3 separate regions of the Mus musculus genome follow, and all the other regions are linked to region 3. Evidence: chromatin loops called from intact Hi-C (ENCODE). Cell type or tissue: heart. All regions are shown on one strand.

Evidence for each region. Hi-C counts contacts between places; a loop is a spot of excess contacts. Peaks named below come from ENCODE experiments on the same cell type or tissue, not always from the same donor. Only the 100,000 strongest peaks of a DNase experiment are listed, where the experiment ranks them.
Region 1: a loop joins it to region 3, with 4 times the contacts of the local background. A loop is called at or near these places in 5 of 42 quality-filtered maps.
Region 2: a loop joins it to region 3, with 2.5 times the contacts of the local background. A loop is called at or near these places in 2 of 42 quality-filtered maps.

The regions. Positions count from the first base shown.
Region 1 is chr10:87,926,353-87,928,852 of GRCm38, reverse strand. The region is part of intron 3 of Igf1 (insulin-like growth factor 1); the gene reads right to left. Among named protein-coding and RNA genes, the nearest start is that of Igf1os, 64 kb to the right of the region's middle. In heart, CTCF peaks have their summits at 156 (motif pointing left) and 1,205 (motif pointing left); a DNase peak (open chromatin) is centred at 1,392; H3K27ac peaks cover 1,100 bases.
Region 2 is chr10:88,199,814-88,202,313 of GRCm38, reverse strand. Washc3 (WASH complex subunit 3) reads right to left here and starts at 1,217. Exons shown (of 7, transcript NM_026070.3): 1 at 1,022-1,217; 2 at 404-502. The coding sequence starts at 1,072. In heart, no CTCF peak of the experiment used is centred here; a DNase peak (open chromatin) is centred at 1,163; H3K4me3 peaks cover 1,486 bases; H3K27ac peaks cover 1,584 bases.
Region 3 is chr10:87,857,800-87,860,299 of GRCm38, reverse strand. It overlaps Igf1 (insulin-like growth factor 1), which reads right to left and starts at 1,248. Exons shown (of 4, transcript NM_001111275.2): 1 at 888-1,248. The coding sequence starts at 950. All of the region lies in intron 1 of Igf1os (a long non-coding RNA gene), which reads left to right. In heart, a CTCF peak has its summit at 1,224 (motif pointing left); DNase peaks (open chromatin) are centred at 89 and 1,229; H3K4me3 peaks cover 1,930 bases; H3K27ac peaks cover 2,360 bases.

The DNA of each region.
Region 1 (2,500 bases), 69 kb before region 3:
AGAGTTAGGGAGAGGGAGAGGATCTAACACTGATGAATACTACCAATACAAACAAATACGAGGGCTGGAGAGATGGCTCAGTGGTTAAGAGCAGTCAGTGCTCTTAACCACTGAGTTCAGTTCCCAGCAGCCACAAGGTGGCTCACAACCATCTGTAATGGGATCTGATGCCCTCTTCTGGTGTGTATCTGAAGACAGCTACAGTGTACTCATAAAAATAAAAATAATCTTAAAAAAAAAACCCAACCAAAGAAATACAAACCAATACTTATCAACTAAGCCTCTTAGACATGTGGAGAATTTTATCACACAAATGGATCATCACTACTGGAACATGTGTTCTGCCTCTGAGTCCTTCATGAAACATGAAAGGAAACTATCCCTTTGTGAGTCAATGGTCATTATCATAAGGACAGAACAGAAGAAAAGTGGCATTATATAAACATCACTCTTTAAAGTAACAGGTTCATGGCCATTATAAAAGAAGCAGGCCAACAGGAAGTGGGGCCTTGAGTAGAGCACCTTGAAGTGCCATCAGTTAAAAATCCTGAGACCTTCCCTTTATGTAGCATACATCTTATAAAGTTCCCTCAACGCACATTTGTTGCTGGACAAAGCATTACCCACTAAGCTATGGATGAACGTTTGTTCCTTATTCTGCTTCTTATAATCATTTTTTTAATAGAGAAATGAAAGGAAGATATCTGGCAAAAGAATGGGGTCATTAAAGTTTCCAAACTATTAGAAACTTTACATATGGGCTCATCTGATTATCATACCAAAAGCTTGGAATAGTTTTAAGGATGGCACTATTCTACTAAATTGCTAACTAAATGAACCAACATATAGGGAAGTATACTAATTTGGATTTGAATATTTTCTTTCCTATTTAAGATGCACACTAGCTTAGAAATAAAGAAAGGAGTCAAGAAATGTACACGGTAGACCAGCTCAAGAATGAACTGGCAACAGCGAAAGGAATCCCATGATCTGTTGAATCTCCAATTCTCAAGCTGAGCTGCAACTTTGTTAAAGATCACATTTAGGTATCTTCTGTACTTTACTTTTTAAATGCGCACAAGGGTTGTGCAGCAGCTGAAAGTGGAGAGATGAGGTTCGATTGGCCATTTTACAGATCTTTATCTTCTGGGCCTTTCTTTTCTCTGAAAGTAGAAGATAGGCAGGGTGCGGTTGAGCCGAAGTGTCCCCTAGTGGTTATCCCATGGGTCTGACTCAGCCTCCTCCAGGGGGGACGGGGGCGGGAGGACAAGGTGGGGTGAGGGGGTGGGGGGTGGATCGAAGCTCACCCACCTCATCCACTGCTCTAAGTAGCATGCTTCCAGGCACACAGGCTCAGAGAACCCATTTAAAACCAGCTGTGCAGTCTAGTTTGCACTTGGCTCCCTTCCCAGTCTCTCACATGTGACTTCTTTGTTGCAGACAATGATAGTGACTAACAAAAGCACTCAGGGACTTGGTCTCAGTTGCATCTGTTGCTTTTCTCATTGTCTTAATTTAATTATGCTGGTTACCCTTGACAATAGTCTACAAGTGGAGGTCCTTTAGGAGCAGCGCTCCTCGGAGCTGGCACCCACCTTCAATGCACTTATTGAACGGTTATGAAACAGTTTCACATGCAGCCAAGCAAAAACTTTTTTTTTCTCACTTCAGCAGCTTGTCCAAGACAAACAAACCAGCTGAAACTGTTTCTAGTGTGCAACTAGACAGATTTTTTTGAAAGGAAAACAGTAGTGAGTAAATATTATTTCCAATTGACACCAGAGAAGGTAAGATTTAAAAGAAAAATGCCAGTTCTCCAGCTCTCTGGGGTTGATGAAAGAAACCAACCCTTTTGAAAGAAGGGCTAACCAGCTTATTAAGGAATGAGCTGGGGAAGGGATTAATCTGTAACGGAGGCCGTTTACTCTCTTCCACGGCTCTCACACTTTCCCCTGAAAAGTTACCCCTAGACTCTTTGAGAGTGAAGGTCATCAGAGGTTACTAACAAATGTCACAAGAATCTCATTCGACACCTGCTGAGGCTTTATGGTTGAGTGAATTCTCTCACCAGCTCCTCACATCCATTTTGGCAAGGTGACCTTATTTGTGTCCACTCCATTTCCAGACTGAGGCTTGCTAAGATTTACTGACGTGCCTAAGGCCGCAGAGGAACCGTTAGATTCCTCTAAGGTGATTGTTAGAGTCAAGAGAAGCAATGACAGTAATCATCACTGAAGCATCCATCACATGCTAAGGGTTACGTCATCCATGGCTTCTGCTTAAGCTTTCTTGTTTATCCCACACTATTACACAGGATGGGCACTGGCATCATGATCATTTGACATTTCTTATTACAGTTAAGCTGGGCTTCTGGTTTAGATTTATGGAAGTGCTTTCTGATTCTGGAGGTGACCTGTTAGTTACTCTGCTACTCACCACTCCAAAGAGATAAGAAAAAAGAAAAAAAAAAAAACCTCAAAGATCTCAAAAGTCTCAAAGA
Region 2 (2,500 bases), 340 kb before region 3:
CTGCCTCCATGAATCCTTTTTGGCACAAAGGATGGAAAGCAATTCGATATAAACTCGAACATACATTTAAAATGTAATCTCTAGAATAGGAAGATGAAACAAAACCTTTCAAATAAAAAAAAAATTCCACTGTGAAATTCTGGAATTCCCTTTGTTATAATTACAACAAACTTGGCTGAGCTATCTCATGGAAGCTTCTAGAATACTAATTCAGTTGAGACAGCGCACAGGACTTATGGGGACAGAATCAGAGATGCTAAGGCCTTAAGACATTTGAATTTCATGGCAAAGTGAACACACGAAGGCTGTAATTCTTGTTTGACTTCATTTGACTACATTTGTCACCACGAAAGACGGAAGGCGACTTCTCGGCCGCTCCATGAAGTAGTAGCCCGGGACCTACCTCCTCACAAACTGCGGAAAACCGGTTGAGAAACTGCACAGTGTGCACCACAAACTGGTTTAGAAAGGCCACGGTTCTTTTCTGTTGAATAGCTGGCACCTGTGTCATGTAAAAAAGCAAACACGATTCTTACAGGAGAAACACACTCTCTGCAATCCTTTGGATATCTGGATTTCATAGAGGGGGATGGATGGTCTTTGCCCTGGGACATGTGGTTCACGAAGGGCTAAGAAGAGTCGCTGATTTGTTTTTCTGAATCTTGTGTGAGTCAAACACACACACACACACACACACACACACACACACACACACACACACACGAGCAGCTAGAGAGTCGAATAAGAGGTGAAGTGTCAGAGGTGGTACTATCTCCAGACTGTCAACCTCGGGCGTAGAGACACGTGATGTGGGGAGCAAAGGCTGCGTGGCACACCAATTCTTTTCTTAGCCCAGGAGGGACCCCTTTCAAAGTGGACTGCAGGGCTCCCCCCATTGCCCAGAGTAGGAAAACAGGGGCCCGGATTGGGCCTGGAGAGGTGGCGTCTCCCTGGGAACCAGGGCCCCTTGGCCAAGCCTCCTTCCCTGTTTGTCGGACGCTCAAGTCGGTCTTTTACAAACCTTGGTCAGGTCTATGCCTGACCCCATGAGAGGAAGCCCATCCTCATCCATCTCCTCAGCGGATGGGGACCCCGGGGCTCAGGCACAAGCTCCTCCCAGCCCAGTAGAGAGCCCAGACTCCTTTCCCAAGTTCCTGCCTTCGGGGCCTTTCCGGAAGAAAGCGCGAGTGTTCACCATTCAATGGGTGGCTTCAGAGAGGCCGCCCCGCCCCCTCGCTCTCGCTCAGCATTCTGGGATTGGTAGTTCATGATTCCGATTGTAAAATTGGGCCGGGGAAAAGCTGCTGATGAGCAGGTTTCACAGTTGCTGTTTTAGCTGTAAAATCTGAAAAAATCTGAAAAAGAAAAGGGGGTGGGTGGGTGGGAGTGGTGGAGTGAGGGAAAGAGACGGAGAGAGAAATAGAGAAAGAGAAACAGAAAGAGACAGATTCAGACAGACAGAAACAGGGAGACAGACGCAGGGTTGGGATGAGGTCAGACTGGGAAAGTTAGAAGCTGAGCTGTATCCGTTTTGAGATTTTAATTGCTTAGTCCTGTTACAAAACAAACAAACAAAAAAAAGATCCATAATTCACTGAAGAGCACTTCTCTTTTTGTGTAATCCTACTAAGTGCCAGATACTCTGTTAGCCCTTGTGAAGTCTAGAGAAGTCTGTCAGAACTTGTCTTCAGCCCTGGCAAGCCTCATGCACTGGAGATCCGTTTCTAAGGGTGTTTGTTTGTTTGTTTTGACATAACATAATTTCAAGCAACAACTGAGACACACAGCTGTGAAAGTGACTGCACTTACGTCATGTAAACGATCTTACACCTACAGTATGAAGATTTTGGTTCAGAGTTTGGCTGCACATTTTACCAGCGATGTGAGTTAGGGCAGGTCACCTAAGCAAAAGTAAACCTTTTTATTGTACCAAAACAAGTACTGAAGAAGTGACAGGATCTCCTCTGCTACACTAGTCAAAGGGAGGACATGCAGAATTTTGATGTGCAAAAGTTAGATGGACGTGCAAACAAACTCCTGTGAAAGTTGTGGCATTGCAAATTAGCATGTACAAACACTTGTAGATCCACGAGTACATGCACACCACATGCAAAGTGTGCGGTTCTGTGGATAATAGGAGCTTCTAAGTTGTACAAGAAGAGGAAGCCGACTTTAGTATCTACTTAACATTAAGAGCAGTTAAGATGACAATCTGGAATAAACCTTTGTCCAAACAAAGGTACAGAGACATGAGGGCATATGGCGTTTAAGGCAAAGGAAAGATTGTTTGGTGGTGTAAGTAGAAATGCCCAGAAGTGGAGAATAATGAAACAAGGCAGAAGTAGACACAAAAGCTGACGAAGGGCCTTTTATGGCAGAAGAAGAGTCATGTTTTTCTGAATGGGATTCGTGAGCTTCTGTTTGGGAGTGCTTCTTAAAACGCCCACTCCAGGGCCGGGCGTGGTGGCGCACGCCTTTAATCCCAGCACTTGGGAGGCAG
Region 3 (2,500 bases):
CAGCAGCAGCGGCAGGGGCGAGCGACAGAGCCAGAGGCAAGTGACAGAGGCAGCACAGCAGCAGCAGGGGCAAGCAGCAGCCGATTCACCTAAAGAGGCTTTGCCTTGCCGCGCCGCGCGGTGAGTCTAAGAGCAGAGCCTTAAACCAAAATTCAAACCCCAGCTCAGTCACGAAAGTCCCCTTCCAAAGAGAAAAGTTGGACAAGCAGCCGCCAGTAAGCTCCTGCTTTCTGAGCACAGCCTGTATCTGTTTAAAATTTCTGAATATGCAAAGACAGCAAGTTGTCTAAGAGCTTTTACAGAAAAGCAAATTAAACTTCCCCTAACTTTGACTTTCTGGGCAGAAGTGCAAAGAATTCCCGATTCTTGGCTCCAAAAAAAAAGAAAGAAAAAAGCATTTTTTAAAAGCCTTCCTATCATCTAAAATGTAACTTTTAATCTGTGACATGCCTCGTAAATAAAGTCCTGACAAATCACACACATACATAGACACAGACACAAGAACATGCTCTGAAAAAGCCAACGCCTGCACCTGTGAGAGAGAAGCACTCCCGAGTTTATAGTCATCTTTCTCGCCCCGAGCCATAGGCTAGATTTAAAGGAGTCTCTTAAAACGGCAGTGTGGAAGCCCTGTGGAAGCGGAGGCTTTAGCAGAAGTACCTTGCAATAGTTTCTACCCGTACAGATACCTCTGCAAATGCATTCATCCCCCGGAGCTCCTTTTACAGCTCGCACAGAACTGCACATTCAGCAATTTGTAAATAACCCCCAGTTCTGAAACAATGCAAATTCTAAAGCAAATAAAGACTCTAGGCAGAAGAAAACAGTACACAGTTTAAATACAATTCTCCAACGAGTTAAAAAAAAAAAAAGTAAGAGATATTTACCTTCAAGAAGTCACAGAGGCAGATCTTAAATAATTGAGTTGGAAGGCTGCTGATTTTCCCCATCGCTTCTGAAGTACAAAGTCTGGAAATGAATTGGTGGGCAGGGATAATGAGGCGAAAAAGAAATCCAGAGAGATGGGAGATGTTAGAGCAATGTCACATTTCAATTTTGAGGACTTTATTCCATTGCGCAGGCTCTATCTGCTCTGAATTTAGCAGTGACAGTGAGATTTAGCAAGCAGAAGAGGGATTTAGAGAAAATCCTCACATTTATCTACAAAACACAGACACTGTAGACAGGAAACAGCTGGGGGAACATTCGCCTTCTCTCTCTCTCCCTCTTCTGGCAAAGTTATCGAGTAAGGACTTTTTTGGGCACCGTGACAAATAACATCATACCTTCGCTCTTAAAAACTGGAGCACAGAGACTCACCCCCCCCCCCCCTAAAAGAATGTGTGTCTCTGACAGGGTTAGCAGACATTAAATACTGAGGCTGCCATAGAAAAATAGGCTCTGTTCTCTGATTAACTTTCCACAGGGTTTGAAGGTACACTTGTGTGCTAATACACCTCACCAGGATTAGAGGATCTAAGTGGGACACGGGGGCAACTTTATATTTTAGGGCAAATGCAAAATTTGAAGGAAAAAAAAAACAAAAAAAGGAAGAAGAGACTATCTCCAGGAAGCACAATGCTGTTAACCCTGAAATGACCAGGGTAAACTAGATCGAAAGGCAGCTCTCAGGGGAAGGGGAGGTGGAGGGGATAGAGTGACCCTTGTCCTAGTTGCCAGGCAAGGGGAATGATCTCATTTCCTAAAACCTATAGATGGCCAGGCAGCAGTGGGCTGGCTCCTGTCAGGACACTGTGTCATGCTTTGTGCAGAGAATCAGGCTATGCTGAGATCTGGGATGGATTGAAAAATAAAATGATCCTAGTTTTCAACAAAGCTGGATGCCTGTCACCTCCTTGACCCCAAGGAAGCAGTATGGGAGGCACACACTGTTTCCCGTTGGCTGTATTGTTCTCTATAAATGAGTGTGTGTGTGTGTGTGTGAGACACAGTTGTGTGTATGTGTGCATGCATGCATATGTGTGTGTGTGTAAGTGTGTGTGTCTGTCTGTGTCTGTGTCTGAGTGTGTATTCCAAATAATACCAGCTGGCTAGCAATACTCTCTCCAGGGTTATGATGTCATTCAAATCCCTCAACTGGGTAAGTGGCTGGCAGCATGGTTCAAGCCGGCTGCTTCTGCTATTTATAATGTATAAACTCGCCTTTGCCACAGGGAATGGAGTTCTGATCTTCTGTTGATACGGTTTGTACCTATTTCTCAGTGGTCTTTCAGAGGCAGTAGATAAGAAAGTGAATTATGAAAGAAGGTTACAAAAGCCCAGATTAGACGCTGCATGCTTTCCACGGATATCTCTCCAGGTGTGCTTTCCCAGGGGAGATGGAAATGAGCCAGACTTGCCTCAGTCTCTTACTCTCTCGGACTCTCAGGGGGATTTGAAGGTACTGACACATCGGTGGAGACAGAGGCCAGTTGGAAACTCTACACTGCCTCTTTACGCTGCCCCATGGATAGAAACCTGCTTGGGGATGTGGTGATTG